Linked DNA regions of Mus musculus: region 1 is linked to region 2. The links are chromatin loops, found by intact Hi-C in ENCODE. Cell type or tissue: heart. All regions are shown on one strand. Links, peaks and the distances in the headings refer to the core of each region. The heading gives the core; the rest is flanking DNA.

Region 1 (11,020 bases), core at 1,534-9,533, 78 kb after region 2:
GGAAATGGAAAATACAATTGTCATTTTAAAAGTTATAAAATTGTCCCATAAATGGCCTGTGATTTAGCAGTTAGGAGACTTGCTGCATATGATTGCCAATCTTGGATGCCAATTTGACTACATCTAGAATCAACTAAAAGTCAAGAGCTATAAGACATATTCTTGGTTGGATTATTTGAGGAGGGAAGACACACTAAATCTGGGCCATACCTTCTGGTGGCAGCCCACATAGAAGGACACTGAAGAAGGAAGCTGTTACTTTTTTGCCTCTTTTCAGTGGGCTTTTAGGGCAGTGGTGGCGCCCGCCTTTAATCCCAGCACTTGGGAGGCAGAGGCAGGCAGATTTCTGAGTTCGAGTTCAGCCTGGTCTACAGAGTGAGTTCCAGGACAGCCAGGGCTACACAGAGAAACCCTGTCTCAAAAACCAAAACCGGGGGCTGGTGAGATGGCTCAGTGGGTAAGAGCACCCGACTGCTCTTCTGAAGGTCCAAAGTTCAAATCCCAGCAACCACATGGTGGCTCACAACCATCTGTAACAAGATCTGACGCCCTCTTCTGGAGTGTCTGAAGACAGCTACAGTGTACTTACATATAATAAATAAATAAATCTTAAAAAAAAAAAAACCAAAACCAACCCCCCCCCCCAAAAAAAAAAGAAAGAAAGAAAGGCATTTCTTTTGCTTGATAAAGACCACCTTCTACAACCCCACAGCTAACATATTACTTAACAAAGAAACTGTGCTCTTAAGAAATAGGACAAGACAAGGCGTCTGCTCTCCCTACCATGCTATAGAATTACAGAGGCAGGAGAGGCCTTAAGGAGATAGAAAGGAAAACCAATGATCTAGGAAGAGGCATATTTCACAACTGGCATCATTTTCACAGGAGTCTCAAGATCATCAAGAGAAAAATTGTCAGAGTGGATGAGTCCGGGAAGGTAAAAGGACGTGAGTCCAAAACTAAAAACAATTGATTGCCTTTATTCTCATTACAAGCTAGCAACTAAGTCAGCAGAAAATCTATACTCAACAACTGTTGCTAAACTCCTTCTCTGGGGAAACACAATCAAAAACACTCTCAAGTCTATCCCTCCACCCAAGACAAACCTAGGTACAATTCTGCCACGGTTCTCCTTGGGAAACCATGAATTTACTGGGCTTTCAGAGCATAGATGAATAAGGGCTTACTTACTGGAGTGTGGGTGCTCTCTTCCCCACCCAAAGTCAGACTGGAAAGTCTTTCCACATTATGGATGAGAGCTTTCCCATAGCCACTTAGATAGAGCACTCCTGACTTCCCTGTATCTTCCTGAGCTATATACACTCTAGCTCTCTCTGAGACCACTTGCAATTAGGGATGAGTTGCATAGGACAGGTGGCAGAGAGTAGGTGGATACTCAGGTGCCCCTCCATGGCTCTCTGTGCATGCATATGAACAGTTACAACCCCAGATAGGATGATCTTTTTGTAGATAGGATGATCAGAGCATAGTAACACCTCAAAGAAGATATGGTTTGAAATACAGTCCTATGTAGGCATAAATTTTTTGCAACCTACTTTAAATAAGGGGTCAGTCTCTCCTCTAGCCTACCACTCAGCAGAGGTAGTGGAAGAGACAAGTTACTAGGTTGGGGGGAAGTGGACCTGTTCAATGACTCTTTGGGGTGAGCTTGATCTTGGGCAGCAGTTCAGTCCTGTAGCAAACACCAAATACAACTCAGCAGCTGCAGACCAGTCCTCTAGGCAGACAGACCCCAGGCACAAACCAGCAGCTACAGTCCAGGCCTTTCAGCAAGCAGACACCAGGCAGGTGTCGTTCAATCCTAAGGAAACTGCCAGGCTCACCAACTGGCCCGAGGCAAGGCAGTGGAAGCATCAAGCTGCTGCAGTAACCCCAGGAGCACAAGTTGAGCTCAAGGCAAACCAATACATGCATGTCTTTCGCTACAAATAGCAAGGCTCAGTGCTCGTCTCCCATTGTCTCTGGGGTCATATTTGTATTCCTTCAAGTGTCCTCTCACGGGTTTGCTAAAGCAAGTCTTATCCTTTCACCTGTGTGCCCCCAGCAAAACTTCACTTGCTATAACTAATTTTCCAAAGAACTAGAAGTTTCCACTTCAGTCCTATGCTACAATAACGTGACAAAAATAAGATATCACTTGGCATAGTACTATCTCAGAATCAAAGAGTTCTCTCAGTGAAGAGTCTGGAGAACAATCTAAAACTCGATGAAAAGAGTGTTTAAAAGAAAACACAAAGCAATATGGACTCAGGTGGTGAAAGCACTCCCGGAGCCCTGAGGTGCTAGATCTGAACCGTCCAAGGTTTCCCAGGTCCTCCAGGCTGACCTGGCGATTCTGAGCCATGTGGACCCCAGCTGTGTCATATTTTAGGTCCTCCCTAACTCAGTACCCCCCTGGAGCTTAGTGCCTGCCTCACAAGGACAAGCCCTGGAGTAGCAGGGGCTGCACTTACTTGCCGGTGGCATCTGCATGACAACAAGACAGTCTTAAAGTATTTGTCATCTGCACACAGAAACACTTAGAATGTAGTTGGCAAGGGTTTCTAATATGGGGTCCCACAGTTTGCTGTAGTTAGCCCATTGGAACAAATTTTTGCCAAGACTGAAACTGCCATAAAAGTTTGCCAAAATGCTTTAAGCTCTATTCAACACTGGTCCCTGACACCTGCAAGCATTTTAAACACTTGCTGTCAGGAAAGACAGGACAAGTACAGCTAGGTTGCTCTCTCTCTTTTTTTTATTATGTATTTTCCTCAATTACATTTCCAATGCTATCCCAAAAGCCCCCCCCCCCCACTTCCCTACCCACCCATTCCCATTTTTTGGCCCTGGCATTCCCCTGTACTGGGGCATATAAAGTTTGCCTGTCCAATGGGCCTCTCTTTCCAGTGATGGCCGACTAGGCCATCTTTTGATACATATGCAGCTAGAGTCAAGAGCTCCGGGGTACTGGTTAGTTCATAATGTTGTTCCACCTATAGGGTTGCAGATCTCTTTAGCTCCTTGGATGCTTTCTCTAGCTCCTCCATTGGGGGCCCTGTGATCCATCCAATAGTTGACTGTGAGCATCTACTTCTGTGTTTGCTAGGCCCCGGCCTAGTCTCACAAGAGACAGCTATATCATGGTTCTTGCAACAAACGCTTGCTAGTGTATGCAATGGTGTCATCGTTTGGAGGCTAATTATGGGATGGATCCCTGGATATGGCAGTCTCTAGATGGTCCATCCTTTTGTCTCAGCTCCAAACTTTGTCTCTGTAACTCCTTCCATAGGTGATTGTTTCCAATTCTAAGAAGGGGCAAAGTGTCCACACTTTGGTCTTCGTTTTTCTTCAGTTTCATGTGTTTTGCAAATTGTACCTTATATCTCGCTATACTAAGTTTCTGGGCTAATATCCACTTATCAGTGAGTACATATCATTTGAGTTCTTTTGTGATTGTGTTACCTCGCTCAGGATGATACCCACCAGGTCCACCCATTTGCCTACACATTTCATAAATTCATTCTTTTTAATAGCTGAGTAGTACTCCATTGTGTAAACATTTCAGTGTTTGCCAGGGAGCTGGAGGGAAAGCAAGACAGCCCCAATGGTGGCTATGGAAAGAGCAGCTCACATCTCTCCTGCAGAAGGTGTTTCCTGACTGCGGCAGGAGGGAAATGGAAAGCATTAGAAGAGAGGCCCATTGGACATGCAAACTTTATATTCCCCAGTACAGGGGAACACCAGGGCCAAAAAGTGGGAGTGGGTGGGTAGGGGAGTGGGGGGGAGGGTATGGGGGATTTTTGGGATAGCATTGGAAATGTAAATGAGGAAAATACCTAATAAAAAAAATAAAAAAAAAAAAAAAGAAAAGAAAACCAAGGCCAGACCTGCAGGCCTCTTTCTCCTGCAGGCCTCTTTCTCCTGCAGGCCTCTTCCTCCTGCAGGCCTCTTCCTCCTGCAGGCCTCTTCCTCCTGCAGGCCTCTTCTTCCTGCAGGCCTCTTTCTCCTGCAGGCCTCTTCCTCCTGCAGATAGTTCTGACTGTGGGAGCAGAGTGGAGCTCCGGCTGCTTTTGTATAAACAAAGTCTGGGGAGGTTTAGTTAGAATGCTGCTTAGTTTTCCTCAACTAAACAGAAACTAGAGTCACCTGGGAAGAGGACCCTTAACTGAAGAATTGCCTCCATCAGGCTGACCTATTGACATGTTTGGGGAGAGGGCCATTTTCTTGACTGGAGACTGATATGGGAGGGACCAGCTCACTGGGGGGAGGTGACAGCCTTGGCCATGTGGTCCTGGGTTGTATCAAAAAACAAGCTGAGCAAGCCATTGGGGTAGCAAGCCAGCATTCCTCCATGGTCTGTGAGTCAGTTCCTGATTCCTTCTCAGCATCCCTCAGTGAAGGGCCTTAAGCTGTAATAAACTCTTCCCAGGTTGACTTTGACCAGTGTTTCATTACACCAAGACAAACTAGGCTAGAGCAGTCATGAAGAGAGAGGAAAGGATCCCCAAGGGAAAAGCCAAAACCTGGTTTTGTAGATGTTTGTTCATTTGAGTGTGGAGGTCAGAGGTTATCATCAGTTGTCTTCCTCAATCACCCTGTAGCTTAATTTTTGAGGCAGGTTCTCTCCATGAGAGAACCTGTATCCTGCAGAGGCAGCTAGACTGGCTGGCCAGCAAGCCCCAGGCATCCTTCTGTCTCTGCCTCCCCAGTTTTGGCTTTTATATGCTGCTGGGGATGGAAGTCAGGGTCTTATGAGACAGGCTGACTCTATGACAGCCTTCAAATTGGCAGTTCAGGAGACTAGGCCTAAATCTCTGTTTCCAAGAACTGGGCAAGTCCAGGTAAGTCCAGGCCTCAGAGGCTACCCTGCCACCTGGCCTGAGGCAAGGACAATGGGTCAGCAACTGTGTCCATACTTCCCCAGCAATGGTTCTGGAATGTCCCTAGAGATGGAGTCAATGATAGAGGTCACCTTTCCCTTCCTGGAACTCCCCTAGTATGCTTTAAATAGGGCCTGCGAGCTCACTTGGTTGTCTCCATCTTGGAATGGGAGATCCCAGCTTGCTGGACTTCTGAAGAATAAAACACTCTTTGCTTTTACATACTCTTGGAGAGGGGTGTAATTCTTCAGTGAATCATGGACCCTTACACTTATTTATGCTTATGTAGGGAAGACCTGCTACAGGGGAATCTCCGCAGGGGTCATGCTCAGTGTCCTGTTGCTGTGAAGAGACACCATGACCACAATAACTTTTCTTTTCTTTCTTTTTTTTTTAAAAACAGACATATTTATTGTACTTATATGAGTACACTGCAGCTGTTTTCAGACACACCAGAAGAGGGCATTAGATCCTATTACAGATGGTTGTGAGCCACCAAGTGATTGCTGGGAATTGAACTCAGGACTTCTAGAAGAGCAGTCAGTGCTCTTACCCACTGAGCCATCTCTCCAGCTGGACCACACCAACTCTTCTAAAAGAAAACATTTAATTGGGTTTGACTTCCAGCTTCATAGGTTCAGTTTACATTTTGGTGTGCAGGCAGGCACGGTGCTGGGAAGAAGCTGAGAGTTCACATCCGGATCTGCAGGCAGCAGGAAGACAGGGTGACACTGGGCTTGATTTGAGCTTCTGAACCCTCAAAGCTCCCTTTGTGTCCCCCTGTGACACACTTCCTCTAACAAGGCCACACTTCCAATAATGGTACTCTAGTCTATGGGGACCGTTTTCATTTAAACCACCACATTCCGCTCTTTGGCTACCATAGGCTTGTAGCCATATCATCATGCAAAATGCATTTAGTCCAACTTCAAAAGTTCCTATAGTCTATCACAGTATCACCACTATTTAAAATGTCCAAAGTTCAAAGTCTCTTCTGAGACTCACTGGAGACTCTTAAATCAAAAGAAAAAAGCAGATCACATAGTTCCAACATACCATGCGTAGGAAAAAAAACATTACTGTGATGGTTTGAATATGCTTGACCCAGGGAATGGCACTATTTGGACATGTGGCCTTGTTGGAGTAGGTGTGGCCTTGTTGGAATAGGTGTGTCACAGTGGGCATGGGCTTTAAGACCCTCATTCTAGCTGCCTGAAAGCCAGTCTTCTCTGTCTGCCTTTGGGTAAAATGTAGAACTCTCAACTTCTCCAGCCCCACATCTGCCTGGATGCTGCCATGCTCCTGCCTTGATGATAATGGACTGAACCTCTGAACCTGTAACCAACGCCAATTAAATTTTGTCTTTATGAGAGTTGCCTTGGTTATGGTGTCTGTTGCAGTAAAACCCTGACTAATACAATTACCATTATAAAATGGAGGAAAGGGAGCATAATGAGGAACCACTGAACCAAATCAAGGAAAAAATAAATAAATAAAAAACAACCCTAGCTGGGCAAACACTAAACTCTGCATCTTCATGTCTGATGCAAAGGGCTCTTCAGCTCTCCAACTCCTTTCAGCTTTTCCACCTCAAACCCACTTCTTTCTCTTGGGCTGGTTCCATTTCCTCTTAGCAGCTTTCCTCAGCAGGTATCCCAAGGCTCTGACATCTCCAACTTCTTGGGATCTCGTAGGCAATCCAGGCTTCACCTTCACACCTTCATAAATGGTCTCTCTGGGCCTCCATGCAGGGATTCCCGTAACACATGGCTGACCTCAGAGACTTTCCTTAGCCATGGATGGAGATCTTATTGTAGGGCAATGGGCTATGCACAGACAGGCTGGTCTCCAGTCGAGTTGAGGTTGTGAAACCCAGTGAAATCCAGTGATGATAATTTTCATCTACATGGATAGAAGGCATTCCCTCATGTCTCCTGGCCCCCTGGCTTCTGTTGAAGTTACTGCCCCCACGGCCCCCACAGGAGAAGTGTGGCTTTTAGTCACATACACTATGTCCCAAGCTTCTGACCTTCAGGCTAGACTCCTCCCAGTTACCTAGCAACAACAAGATAACAATCCCACCATAAGAGGGGCTGTTTGGCCCCTCCTCACTCTCTTACTCTCTCTCCTCCATTTCTCCCTCTCTCTCTAACCCCTTACTCTTTAGCCTTTTTTTTCTCTCTCTCTCATTTTCCCCCTTCCCTCCTTTTGGCCATGGCCGGTCTCTCTCTTTTTTACCTTCTCTCTTTCCCCCTGCCTTTCTACAATAAAGCTCTAAAACCATAGACTGTCTATGTTCATCAAGGCCCACTGTGCTTGGAAGATGGGATAGGCTTTCCCCTAACAAGCTGTACTTAATCTCCCGTCAGAAGACCTTCCTGTGCTCCAGCCAAGAACCGGACTAAGGACTCTCGCTGTGTGGGAACCTCTCTCCCTCTGCCCTCTCTCCCATAACTCCGGGGCAGAGGGTGTCACCCTGGGCCTCTGGTATCGGGGGCTGCCCCTTGTCCACCCCCCACCAAGTGGGGTCAGTAGCTTCACACAGCCAGATGCCCACCCGGGGCCAAATGGAAAGCGTCTGGCTCTGTTTCTAAGAGCTGGGATTAAAGGTGTGTGCCACCACACTTGGCCCTATGAGTGTCTTTGTTTCCTTTTATTTTTCCTTAACTCCTTTTCACAAGTTGTGAGCTTAGCTGGGTGGGGTCTCTCTCTGAAGTAACCTCTTCCTTAATCCATTTAGCGGCAGGCTTTTCTTTAATCTGTTTATACTGCCTGGTGCTCCTTTTCTCTTCAAGCTGTGCATTTTGTATTTTTCATTGCTCTGCTTGTTCCTTTTCATTAAAGATCTGCATAAGACTGGCCACTAGTAACCACACAACACAGTCCACACTAGGCTGTCTAGAAATCTCCTCTGCAAACACAATTAATCCAAAACTCTTCAATGTAGCCTCAGGCAGACTTTTCGGACAAGAGCAAAAAGCAGCAGTATTTTTCACCAAAATATCATACGAATGGTCTCTAGGCCACATACTAACATTCTTCTCCTCTTAAACCTTTTGAGCTCTGCCCCCACAGCTCAAATCACCTTCAGCACGGCTGTCTTCCATGTTTCTACCAGGGTAGCCTGTCCAGGATAGCCTAATAAACCCTGCTTAAAATGTTCAATCACTTTTCTAGTCCAAATCCTAAAGTAGTCCACATTCCTTCCTCCATATCAAAACCTGATCCAGCCTGTCACATCAATACCCCAACTCCTGGTACCAACTCTGTCTTAGTCCATGTTCTATTGCTGTGAAGAGACACCATGACCAAGGCACCTATTATGAAGGAAAATATTTAATTGGGTTTGGCCTACAGTTTCAGAGGCTTAGCCCATTATTATCATGGCAGGAAGCATGGAGGCATGCACATAATGCCTCTGAGGAAGCAGCTGAGAGTTCTATATCTGGATCAGCAGGTAGCAACTAGAAAATGTCACTTGGCCTGGCTTGAACCCTTCTGCTCTGTGATACAGCTCCTTCAACAAGGCCACACTTTCAATAACGACACTCCATATGAGTCTATAGGGGTCATTTCCATTCACACCACCACATCTGGTTTCTTTTTATAGGTAGCACACTTGACCAGAGTGCTAGGGAAGCAAAGGCTACCTGAGCTCAGCCTCTGGCACACACGTGTTGGAGCACACACATGTTGGAAGGGGATAGCAACATGAGTCCTGAGAGTCATTCTCTGACCTCCACATGCGTGCTTTGGTGTGCCTACCCATATATAATTTAATAAATTAATAAAAAAATCCCAAGTATTAGGTAGCAACTACAAAAATGCAGCCACGAAGTGGAAACTTAAGGTTTTTTTTTTTTTGAAAGTCTGTTGGATGGTGTGTGCTGCTGGGGCAAACACATGAAGGAACGTCTCGTTAAAGTGCATACAGGTGTGAAAGGCTAAAGGCCGACTCATGAAGGAATGTCTCACTGAAGCAGACACAGGAGAGAGGATGTTCTGCTAAAGCAAGCACATGAGAGGACATGTGATATAGGATTTTTTGCTAATAACACACATGTATTGGTCTGCCTTACATTTCGTAGTTGAGCTGCATTTGTCAGGACTCCATAGAGAGAAACACACCAAAAAACTTCTAGTGATATGCTGCAGTTTGTTGCTGCCTCTGTAGACTTGGGCTGATTGAATGCAAGACACATGGAGGACACGTGATGTTTGGAGGGTATAAATAGGACACCATGGAGTGATGGAGACAGAGCTTGGCCTGCTGCTACAGCTAGCTGTGAAATGCTTGTGGGTCTCATGTCTTCACTGATTTTCACTTTCCTGAGAGAGGCACAGCCAAGAACTTCTCCTGGTGTTCCTCCTGGTCCTTCTGTTAACTCGAGGTGAGGCTGAGGCCTGAATATCTCTGCTGCTATGCTGTATCACTGCTGAACCTAACCCAACTCTACTGAACTGGTCTGCTGGTGTATCTGTGAAGTGCTTTCAAGAGGATCGAGCTGCTGCTGCTGCTAATCTATGAACTGAACTGCTGATTTCCAGACAACACAGATGGGAGTTGCTCCAAAGAACCCTTCTAAACAGGTCCACTCTCCTGACACCCCCTCATATCCCTTCTTTTCCACCACCTCTGGAGGATGCTGGGCTACAAGGGAGGTTAAAGCATTTAAGAACCATCATTAAAAATAGGATTTGACTTCGAACCCAGTGACATTACACATAGGCGAAAGACACCCACACATCTGCGGCCATGGCAACCATCATCCATTCCCAGAATCCACTTGGCTCACCTCCCACCTTTACCTTCGAATGACTACTATCCAAATAAAAGGCAGACCCCTCTGACCTCTCTCTCTCTTCCCCCACTCCTCTTCACTGCCACCTTTGCCCTCTTCCTCCACAATAAACCTCTGCCACCCATCTTTCCTGAATGGGTTAAAACCTAAAAGCCTCAGGCAGCCTGGGTACTTCCTGCGGAAGAGTTGAAATCACAGGGCAGTTACAAGCAGGGAAGTTCTGGGCCTGGGTTCAGCATGTCATGAGAACTCCTGGCAAGAATGGTGTAGCAAGGACTCCACCAAAGTTTAGAAGCTTAGAAAAGCAGATTATAGGTCTGGAGATAAAAATCTTTCTACATAAAATTCTTTTTTCTGCCCCTTTAAAGCCCTAAGAACCCAGAGCCCCAACATGGCTTCCACTCACAGAGAGACTCTGTCCTTCACTGCTCTGACTGAAGGGCAGCCCTGCGTCTTGTCTGTTAGTCTCCTCTCCTTTTATTTCCATGCCACCTACATTAACCCTGATCAAATATTGCCAGGGCACTGAACAACAAACAGAAATCAATGTGGTTTTAGCCTTCAGGAAAAACACTTTGTGAGAAAATAAGACCAGTCATTCAGATCTAGAAAGACCATCCGCAATGCTGTGAGCCCAGGGACATGGCTCAGTAGCCCTTGCTACCAAGCCTGATGACATGAGTTTGATCCTCCAGACTCACATAATGGAAGGAAGAGAAGTGACTTCTGTCACTTGTACATAGAGGCCCTGGCACATGTGCACACATGCACACACACAAGCACCTTAAAGAATAAAAAGATCTAAATGCCATAGGATAAATTAGCAAGTGGGACCCGCCTAACCAGCAAATCCGAATTCTCAGCTTCCTGTCAGCCTAGCCTATGCTTCTGCTATGCTGCCTGCGGCCCTTCCCACTCCAGCTTCCTTCCTTCCCACGCTCCTTTCTCAGCGTCAGACCTGCGTCCAGACCTCAGTCTTCTCCTGCTTAGGCTTCTTTGTGTGCCTCTTTACGATTTCCATTTTATGTTTCCCCAGCAAACACCTGCACTCTTCCTTCTGTCTCCTAGCTGGTTGTTGGAGAATCCACATAGACACAACAATGGCCTGATACTAGCCCTGGAAGGATTTTGGAGATTGTCTTAGTTACTTCTTTATTTCTGTGAAGAGACACCATACCAAGACTTGCAGTGAGAATTTCAGTTTCTTTAAAAGACACAGAAACACTACGAGAATATGTTTTCATTTTAATCGCAGGTATGGGATATGGGGGCTGCTTGACAGCAGGTGACTGTGATTTGCCTTGTGCTCTAGCAGGTGTTGGTTTTCCCAGTTGC
Region 2 (11,020 bases), core at 1,976-9,975:
ATAATTTGGAAAATTGTAGAACTATGTTTGTAAGAGATAGGAAATGGTCCAGGAAAAAGAACCACCACTGTGATCTTGTTTGCCTACAGAAAGTGTTTCACAGAAGCAGGAGTGAACTTTCCTCTCTCATAAACACACATACACTGTTTAAATCTACTACAAAATTCATGTAACCAACAAAATATAGAGAAATGAATACTAAGTATAACACCTGAATCAGCGTGGTAGGAGCTATGGAAGACAAAGCTGACTAGTGGAGAATAACCAAGACAAGAATTCCTTCTTCAAAGAGGCTTACAGGCCAGGTGTAGTGATGCGCACCTTTTGTTTGTTTGTTTGTTTGTTTAAGATTTTATTTATTTATTTTTAAAAATATGACAAGTATACTATAGCCGTCTTCAGACACACCAGAAGAGGGCATCAGATCCCGTAACAGATGATTGTGAGCCACCATGTGGTTGCCGGGAATTGAACTCAGGACCTTTGGAAGAGCAGTCAGTGCTCTGAACCAACCTCCAGCCGGTGATGCACACCTTTAATCACAGCACTTACTCTCAAGTGCTGTACCACACAGGCAGGCAGATTCCTGTGAGTTCAAGGCCAGCCTGATCTACATAGTGAGTTCTAGGATGGCTAGAGCTACATAGTGAGACCCTGTTTCAGAAAACTAAAAACAAAGCAAAACCCCAATAAATAAATAAAAGAGGTTTAGCAGGGCGGAGAGAAGTCCATCAGGCCAGGGTACTTGCCATCAAGCTGATGACAGGTTCAATCCCAGGTGTCATGATAGAAGGGGAGTATCAGCTGCTAAGTTTCTCTCTCACCTTCATATGTGTGTCAAGTCAGGCACACGCGCCGGCCCCCAAATACACATACAAAATTAATTTAAAAATAAAATGGGTCTAAACAGAAAAGGACGACATGAACTGACATCTTTAAAGTTATAAGACTGTCACCTAAATGATCGACGGCTCATCAACTAAAAGCACATTGCTCCATGGCCAATCTTGGTTGTTAACTTGACCAAATCTAGAAATCAACAAGAACCCAAGCAGCTGGGCACACTGGTGAGAATTTTCTTGATTGTCTTATTTGAGGTGGGAAGACTCACCCTGACTCTGGGCCACACCTTCTGGTGAAAGTCCATATAAAAGGGGGGGTGGGGGTGGGAAGGAAGCTTTGCCTTCTGCCTGCCCTCACTCTCCCTGGACAGCGAGCGCATCAGTTTGGTTCCTTTGCTGCTGTTAGAGTCCACTGCTTCAGGAGTGCAACAACGACTGAAGACTAGCAGCTCTCTAGGCATCCTCTGGGGGTTCACTACAAGATGGGGACGGCAAAGACATCCAGTCTCATGGACTGACCAGCTACTGGAATCTTGGCCTTCCATGCAGGAGGCAGCCACTGCTGTATTACCTGGACCACAAGCTGCAAGCCACTCCGGTAAATCTCCCTTTAACACAGACATCAACTTATATGATTTTAAAATCTCTTTCCCATATTTTCAGGCCCACATGAGTGTCCTATCAACTACCAATGAGCAGATCTCTATCCTAGATGAGCTGTGTCTGAATACAGAAAATAGGATATGCTGCTCAATTTAATGTTGTTTTAACTTGGCAGGGAGAGGTGATCACAAGATTACCTTGCCAAATACAGAATGAGCATTTGATAAAAATTTTGTCCACAGCCAAAAGCGAAACCAAACGTGTTTAGAGACAGAATTGGGAGGGCCCCACCCGCACCGCCCCGCACCGCCCCGCACCGCCCCGCAAGTCTAAGACCAGATGGCGTAGTCATTGTGATGCACTCTGCTCATTTTTATCAGAAAACAATATTGGGGGGGTTATTTATTTTCCATGGTTGCTGCTTCAATTTGGCTCAGAGGGAGAGAAAGGAGCCCTGGAGAAAAGGAATAGCTTGTGAAAGAAAGCAAGCCACAAAATGAGAGATAACAACCTCATTTTTCTGGCACATTAAAGCAGAATGTGTTAGAAGCAGTGCCTCCCTATACCATCCGAGGATTAAAGGCAGCGAAGATCCAGAGTTTTGTAATCTTAGGACATCTGGCAATCTTTCTCAAATTCAGACCCCGCTTTTAAGGTTCAGATCAAGTTTTGTTTCAGCTGCGGACCTAGGGTCAGATCCCTGCGGTTAGGTGGAAATGACATCTATGGAGACACAAGTTGAGTTCAAGCGCGTTCTTGCCAACCACACACAAGCCAGGCAAAAAGCTGTCACTCAAATATAAGCAGGCACCTGAAGACTTGGTCGTTTTGCTTTTAGCTCTTGTCACTCGTGCCATGTGTTTCATCTCTGCTGTACAACAGCCTCACTAAGTCGCCCTGGCTGAGACCTGGAACTTAGCTGGCCTGGAACTCAGATACCCCTCTGCCTCTGCCTCCAGGGTGCTGGGGTTGTAGGTGTTCTCTATTGAACCATATCTGTACAGTTTTTCTTGCCAGGGAAGGTGGATGCCCTGAGGGCAGGGGCTGTCTCCAGCGTTTGGGATGGAGTCCAGTATTCACACCTAAGTGTGTATACATCACCAAAGGCAAGACAAAACAGCCACCATTTTTCATTCCTCTGTGGGAGACAGGAGATTGATCTGTGGTCTGGGAAGGTCCCTGTCCATCTTTGCTGGCATGGGCTATGGCCCCTTCATAATGACCCTCAGACTTCACTTAGGGGAAGGACACTCACTGAAAGGAGGGTTGATTCTAGCCTAGTCTTAATGTCTATGATCACGAAAGGTAAGCTGCTGCGTTTGCAGGGTCTTGTAACGCTCAGGAGGTAGGACAGGTGCACAAACCTTGGCAGCTCAGTGGCTAAGGCTGCCAGGTTAAGGCTGGAGGGGAGGTTGAGTTCCTTGTGAGCTCAAGTGGGGCAGTGGGTTCTGCATTCAGATGCATACTCCCATGAAAGAGTGTATAAGGAGGGGGTCTGCAAAAGGCAACATGGGATCAGAAGGATTTTTACAGAAATGGGGAGAGAAGAGGAAATGGGGGATGAGAGTGTGGGAGAGGGACAGACAGAAGGAAGGAGAAGAGGAGAGGGACAGAGGAAGGTGTGTGCGCACGCTACAAAAAGAAGCTCACTCAGGTGGCCAACGCACCACTGGACCCAGGACTGCAATATCCTCAGCGTGCTAGTTCCAGGCTTCCCAGATCCTCCTGCCTGGTCTTGTGGTTCTGAGCCACTCGGACCCCAGCCCTGCCACGCTTAAGGCTCTCCTGGCCCCACGCCAGGCGTCCCTGTAACCCGCGTGGATCCAGAGCTTGGCACCAGCACCGCAAGGAGGAGCCCGCGAGCGGCCGGGGCTGCGCTTACCTCTCTTGTGGGCCCGGGGTTCAGGCGGCCGCTCTCCTCTCCCCTCACCTCCGAGCCCATCACCCGTCGTGACAGTCGACCGTCGTGGCCGCCGCTTTGTTTCTCTTCGGAGAAGCTATTAAAAGCAAAAGCGAAAGCGAAAACTAGGGGAGGCAGGACTGGCCCGAGCGCACCATGAGCGAACACAGCCCACGGGCGGGCGCTGTGGGCTGGCGGGGCAGTGCACACGCACGAGCCCGCGTTCACAGAGCAGGGCTGGCGGTGCTGCTGCGAAGCCCCGGGAACACTGGCCCACGCAGTCACCCGGCTGACCACCAGTGACTCAAGTGTCCGTGCTCTGGGCTGGACTTGACCAGTGGCAGCGGTTTGGGCTGGGCTGGTGCGGCTGGGTGCTGGCCTGGTTGACTGGCACTGAGTTGCCCTTGGTGGGGGAGACCTCGACCTTGTGGTACCAGTGTGTTCTCAACCAACCTAATGCTGCAACTCTTTAATACGGTTCATGTTGTGATGACCTCCAACCATAAGATTGTGTTGCTACTTCATAACTAATTTTGCTTCTGTTATAAACCATAATGTAAATATTTGAGGAAACAGAGGGCTGCCAAGGGGGTGGCCCTAGGTTGAGAACCACACTGTGAAGACTTACTGTGTAACAATTGTTAAGTGTTTTAAGGTTTCTTGTTGCTATAAATAATGGCTAGTAACTAGACTCTCTATGTAAGACTAGGTATGTAGTAACAGGCAGTAAGACGTGTAACAAATCAGTGAGGGGATGGGAAGATAATTTAGTCAGAAAGTGCTTGCTTTGAGCCGGGCTTGGTGGCACACGCCTTTAATCCCAGCACTCAGGAGGCAGAGGCGGGTGGTCGAGGCCAGCCTGGTCTATAAAGTGAGGCGAGTTCCAGGACAGCCAGGGCTGCACAGAGAAACCCTGTCTCGAAAACAAACAAACAAACAAAAACCAAAGTGCTTGCTTTGCAAGCATGAGAACCAGAGCTGAGTCTCCAAAGCCTCACAAAAAGCTGGACACGCACAGTACCTGTATTCTCAGCATCAGGGAGGCAGAGACGAGAGTCTCTGGGGTGTACTGGCCAGCCAAACTACCTGAGAAGGCACCTGTCACCAGGCCTTAGGCCTCTGAGTTTAATCTCTAGGTTCCACGTAATGGAAGAAGAGAACCAGCTGCCACAAGTTGACATCTGATCGTACGTGCATGTGGCAGAAGCTTGCTTGTTCCAACACACTAAATAAAAATGTTGAAAAATTAAAAATAAAAAGGAAAATGTTGAAAAATTAAAAATAAAAAGGAAAATGACCCTCAACTTTAACCTCTGGCCTACAAGCATGTTGTGTGTGCACACACATGCATACAAACACACACATATGCACAGCCACACATGTATGTGTATATATATATATATATATATATATATATATATATATATACATATATACCATACATACACAAAATAAGTTAATGTGCCAATTGAGAAAGATGCTGACATTGACTATCAAGTTCCACATTACTCACATATATAAAGCACTTGGGTGAAAAGGAAGATCCTTCATGTGATCAGAAACAAAAAACAAACAAACAAAAAACCGAACCCCACAATCAGCTGCTGTAGTTATATATTTTTGGAATATATATTTGCCAAGGCAGATCTACCACAAAGTTTTCCCAGATTCTTTAAGCTCTGCCCAATACTGGCCCAGAATACCTGAAAACACTTGCTGTTGGGAAACATCATCATGACAAATACAGTTAGTTCACTCCCCCTCCCCCTCCCCCCTCCCCCTCTCCTCTCTCAAAATGGAGAGCAAGCACACAAGCGCGCACGTCTATGTGTGCATGTGTGGGTGTGCATATGTATGTGTGAGAAGAACAAATATAAAACCATTTTTATTACAGAGCTCAGAAAGAGCAGACCAAAATCTGGAGTGAAAACCCAAATGAACCATGTAGTGGCTCTGAGTCACTTGCTTCTCGTTTCTGTAGCTTGCATATGTCCTGCAGGGTGGAGGCCTCGGTCTGTACCCTAGGTAAGAGATTTCAGTGTTTGCCAGGGAGCTGGAGGGAAAGCAAGACAGCCCCAGTGGTGGCTATGGAAAGAGCAGCTCGGGGCTGGTGAGATGGCTCAGTGGGTAAGAGCACCCGACTGCTCTTCCGAAGGTCCAGAGTTCAAATCCCAGCAACCACATGGTGGCTTACAACCATCTGTAACGAGATCTGATTCCCTCTTCTGGAGTGTCTGAAGACAGCTACAATGTACTTACATATAATAAATAAATAAATCTTTAAAAAAAAAAAAAAAAAAAAAAAAAGAGCAGCTCACATCTCTCCTGCAGAAGGTATTTCCTGACTGCGGCAGGAGGGAAATAGAAAGCATTAGAAATTCAAGGCCAGACTGGCAGGCCTCTTCCTCCTGCAGGCCAGTTCTGACCATGGGAGCAGAGTGGAGCTCCGGCTGCTTTTGTATAAACAAAGTCTGGGGAGGTTTAGTTAGAATGCTGCTTAGTTTTCCTCAACTAAACAGAAACTAGAGTCACCTGGGAAGAGGACCCTTAACTGAAGAATTGCCTCCATCAGGCTGACCTTTAGACATGTTTGGGGAGAGGGCCATTTTCTTGACTGGAGACTGATATGGGAGGGACCAGCTCACTGCGGGGAGGTGACAGCCTTGGTCATGTGGTCCTGGGTTGTATCAAAAAACAAGCTGAGCAAGCCATTGGGGTAGCAAGCCAGTATTCCTTCATGGTCTGTGAGTCAGTTCCTGATTCCTTCTCAGCATCCCTCAGTGATGGGCTATAAGCTGTAATAAACTCTTCCCAGGTTGACTTTGACCAGTGTTTCATTACACCAAGACAAACTAGGCTAGAGCAGTCATGAAGAGAGAGGAAAGGATCCCCAAGGGAAAAGCCAAAACCTGGTTTTGTAGATGTGTGTTCATTTGAGTGTGGAGGTCAGAGGTTATCATCAGTTGTCTTCCTCAATCACCCTGTACCTTATTTTTTGAGGCAGGTTCTCTCCATGAGAGAACCTGTATCCTGCAGAGGCAGCTAGACTGGCTGGCCAGCAAGCCCCAGGCATCCTTCTGTCTCTGCCTCCCCAGTATTGGCTTTTACATGATTGCTGGGGATGGAAGGCAGGTCCCCATGCTTAAGTAGTAAGCACTTGGCATTGGGATCATCTACTTAGCTATACTTAGCTTAGTATATACTTTTTATATACAGTAACCTGACAAGGAAGCAGGATTCTCTGCTATCTCTGATAGTCTATATTTGGTTCTTAGCTTGTGGAACCAAAAAATTCACCAGATTTTCAGTGTTTTAGCATTGATTAGCACTGTTATATAAAAAAAGAATGCGAAGCTTACATCTTTCATACACTTCATTCAATAAGTTGTAGGTAGCAGGCCAGTGGGGTGGCACAGTGATTCACTCTCTGGGACCCATGTGTTGGAAAGGAGAGGATAACATGACCCCCGAAAGTCATCCTCAGACCCCCACACATGTGCCTTCCATGTTCCTCTGAATAAATAAGTGTAATAATTAAAAAAACAGAAACAAAACCAAAATCAAACCAAAACAAAAACCCTAAACACTAAGTAGCAACAACACAACAACAAAATGCAGCCATTTTGCCAGTGCTGGTGATTGAACAACAAACAGAAATCAATGTGGTTTTAGCCTTCAGGAAAAACACTTTGTGAGAAAATAAGACCAGTCATTCAGATCTAGAAAGACCATCCGCAATGCTGTGAGCCCAGGGACATGGCTCAGTAGCCCTTGCTGCCAAGCCTGATGACATGAGTTTGATCCCTGAGACCCACATAATGGAAGGAAGAGACGTGACTTCTGTCACTTGTACATACAAGTCCTGCCACATGTGTACACACGCACAGCATGCTTAAGGTCCTGGCTTCAATCTCAGGAACATGCAAGCATTTTTTCTGAGAGTTTTCTCATTAAGGGATAAATTATGAAAATTCTTGCCAAGGGAGGAGGCAGCTCTGTGGGTAACGCACAGTTGTCTGCATGTCTGCCTGTTGCCTATGGAGACCAGAAGAAAGCTTCAGACTAACTTTAAGCATCATCTTATCTCAGCATCTTACAAACTGGCACAGCAGATATGCACCACTATACTATGATCCTGGCCTTATGTTTACCTATGGTGAGATTTTGGTTTTTCAAGAATTTTTTTTCTCCATCATCTTTTGTCCCTCCTGTCTGTGTGTTTGGCAGCTTCAGTGACCACAGGCCTTTGGATCATCATCGCTCACATGCCTCTCTCCTGAACAGTCCTCCCAAAGTCATGGCTCCAGTGGAAACAGGCTATGTATGTTCAGCAGGCCTGTGCAGCGGTGAGGGTTTTCAGGAGAAGGGACTTGGGCTGTTGCCCCCTCCCCACACAGAGAGAGCACAAGGCATTCAGGCAGTAGTGTTTGCCTTAGGAGATCACGAATGACTGAATCAGACACCGAGGATAAAAGCCATGCAGGAACTGACCACTCACAGCAGAAATGGTAGGCAGGATCGCAGTTCACAATCTGGGGCTCCTGAGCAGGCAGGTCATCAGGAACCCAGCTCAGGACCTGGTTTGAGGGGACTGGAAACCGAATGAATCTTCTAGATGTGCTGCTCTATATTACTCCTGAGCCAGAGGCCCCTGCTTGGCATGTGCCATGTTGTCCACTAGCAGGTGAGCTTTGGACCTAGATCCACTCATACTGGAAGCACAGATGACTCTGTGGCAAACTCTTCATCAACATCGTATGTGTCTTGTACACCCCCAGCTCAACGCTGTCTGCCCTACCACTGACTCAGTAGCTCCAAGGACAGGGCTCAAGCAGCTTCTGGCCAGCTTTGCTGAGGTGCAGCCTGAAGGGCCTCACTAGGGTCTGCAGTGTATAGCTGCCTGCTTTCCATCCAAGAGACAGGCTCTATGTGTGACTCATGCCTGTGTAAACTAAGAATGTGGGGCACAGATGCCCCCCATGTTGTCTTTTGAGTGGGTGGTGATAGGCAAGTGCTCCCCATTTTTCTCCTTGGCGCAGATGTCTTTGAAATGTATTCCCCAGGTTCCTCAGAAATTCATGCCACTGTAGCCCTCTTTCCTTAGTGCTGCCCTCCCCTAGAAGGCATCCTAGAAATGGGTCTCCTTCTTTCCCTCTTCTGTATGCCTGCTCCTCAGAGTCCTTTTTACAAGTAAAGTATGTAACTGTTCAGAAACTCTGGGCTGTTTCCAAGGACACCTAGGTTAAGTGTACCAGGCTAGTGGAATGAGGTCAATATTAAGTAGATGCCTACTGTACAGTATGAGTTCAATTTAAACCTCAAACCACTGCTACCATTAGCCTATAGAAGAGTTGCATTCTGGTGTGGCAAGAACCCATCAAATTCTAGGAATAAAGATTGTATTCAATTGGTATTATTAAAAAAAAATCATTGTTTATTAAAACCATTTCATTGCCCAAGGCACTTCAGTAGCCTTCACAAAATACAGGTTTGGTGTTTGTTTTGTATTGTAAGTGGGTGAAGCATGTGCTTTCGGAGCACCATGGCAACATAATCAGAAGAGAAGACAATCACACTGAACACAAAACACCCACCGATGTGACACGACTGCAGCCAGCTACTCTGAGAGACTGTGACACAATTTACATTTCTTTCTTGTAATTTTCCTCATGATTATACATCGTAAAAGGAAGAAGCATAGTGTTATTATTTTTGGCACTCAGAGCAGCTCTAGTGGCTAAGATTGGGAAGGCCTTGTATGGTGGTAACTGCACACCAGCCAGGGTGACCCTGGGCTGGGGAACACAGGCAGTTCCCAAGCTTCTGCTAAGGGACAAATAGCTTGAGACATAAACAGCAGATGACAAACAAACAAACTCCCCATGACAGTGCTGGGAGAGGGAAGGGACACTCTGTTATCCATACATTTCCTTCAAGACACAGATAAGTGGCTGGCAGCCAGAATTTTGATTTACACAGCAGTGGAAGACAAGCCTTGGCCTCAACAGTAGATTTCTCACAGGGCCTGGACAAGCCCAGGACCCTGACCACACACACAGTACCTGGCTGTGGGACTGAGCAGTCACAGTCAACACATTGTCTGCTTTATGGACCAGCCTCCACCTTAGTCTCCTTTGGGCTCCCTCAGTCTTTGTTATGTCACGAGTTAAGAGTGTTGCAGTTAAAACTTTTTAACTGAGAAAAGACGAGAAATCAAACTATCAATGGAATCACTTATTTTCTGAAAAGAAATTTTTGTTTCCTTCTGGTGCATCCTAGACAAGCACACTGCCCCTGAGGGACACTTATTCCTTTCCTGTAAGTTCTGCAGTTAGGGAAAGGAGAGGGAAAAAGACCTGCTGTTCTATGTGCACCCTTATCAGGTCTTAAAAAATAACAAAGCATGTCTAGCAGATGTTTCTCATAGTCTTCCAAGTCCTGCTTGTTCAAGAGACTCATTCATTTCTTTGGAAGGCCCACATCCACCACTGTGATGGGACGTGCAAGCTGTTTGGTTAGCCTTGGTGGCCCTAGAGGAAGGTGACTCTCCAGGACAGATGCCCCAATCCATGAGCATGTTAGACACAAGGTTAACAGAACAGAAAAGCCCTCAGTCATGGAGAGCATTTCTGACAACATGAAGGTTTCCAATCAGTTTTTTGCCTTCTGGACAGGGTGTTAGAAGGCTGTGCTCTTTAGGACTGTTGGGCTTTCTTCACCATCTTTTTGCATTCTTGTCTGGCTTTGGATTTGCCACTGTTTTATTCTATTAAAACAAGAAAAACAAATGTTAGGAACAAACTTTAAACAGATACCTACCAGTATCAAAATAGGTAAACCAGATCAGGAGAGAAACAAAACAAAACACAAGGCAAATTTTGATGTTTTTCTTGGTCCCTGTAGTTCAGAGCTGCTGCTTTCATTGGCATTCACAAGGACACTTGCTCACACAGGATCAGGTCATTGCTGTAGATAGCACCATGGTCAAGGTAGTCAAGGTATTTGTGAGACAGGGTATTCAGGGAGCACTACTTTAAGGAGCAGACCCATAAGAACTGGCCAGGCCCAGACCCAATGAATCCACAATTAGGAGGAAAGTCTCTTACCCTTTGACCCTTAGCATCTGGTCAATGGTATCTGGGAGAGGGACACCAAAGCTCTCAGGGAAGAACAAGGTGAGGATAGCTGTCAGGATGGTCAGACTTCCCATGAGAATATAAGGCAGGAAGCGATCATAGGCACCTATGGTGGAGCAGAGGACCCAGGTTACAGTGAGACTGTCTTAGTTGGGCTCTTTATTCTCTCTGGACTCTTTCTAGCGCTTACTATCCCGTGGGCACCAGTGCTTCCCAAAGCCTGGGCTGCCAGAGTGAAGTCTGGCATCTACAGATTCAGAACCCAGACCTGGAACACATGTGCCCAGAGGTCCAGCAGTGTTTACACTGGACAAGGGAGAGGTAGAGGGGAACAGAGACAGGACAGCTGCAGGGTTTCCAAGCAACACAAGGTGCTTATCCAGGACAGGAACAACTTTCTACCTCTGCAGATGCGTCACAGTCTGATTTACACTCAGGTTAGACTAGGTACTGCCCAATTAGAGCCATGTAGCATGCTTGCAAAGTAATTGCTACTCTCTGGACACTGGCAAGTGCTCTCCTGAACTAGAGATATGCAG

What was found. A loop is a pair of places that touch in the nucleus more often than their neighbours do. Peaks named below come from ENCODE experiments on the same cell type or tissue, not always from the same donor. Only the 100,000 strongest peaks of a DNase experiment are listed, where the experiment ranks them.
Region 1: a loop joins it to region 2, with 26 times the contacts of the local background. A loop is called at or near these places in 15 of 42 quality-filtered maps.

Annotation. Positions count from the first base shown.
Region 1 is chr11:53,933,837-53,944,856 of GRCm38, forward strand. No RefSeq gene overlaps it. Among named protein-coding and RNA genes, the nearest start is that of Gm30927, 41 kb to the right of the region's middle. In heart, for the core only: no CTCF peak of the experiment used is centred there; no DNase peak of the experiment used is centred there.
Region 2 is chr11:53,855,786-53,866,805 of GRCm38, forward strand. Slc22a5 (solute carrier family 22 (organic cation transporter), member 5) reads right to left here. Exons shown (of 10, transcript NM_011396.3): 9 at 10,452-10,587; 10 at 8,757-10,111. The coding sequence ends at 10,024. Gm12216 (predicted gene 12216) reads right to left here and starts at 3,471. Exons shown (of 4, transcript NR_033332.1): 1 at 3,328-3,471. In heart, for the core only: CTCF peaks have their summits at 3,318 and 3,526; DNase peaks (open chromatin) are centred at 2,276, 2,746 and 3,406; H3K4me3 peaks cover 834 bases; H3K27ac peaks cover 438 bases; H3K27me3 peaks cover 877 bases.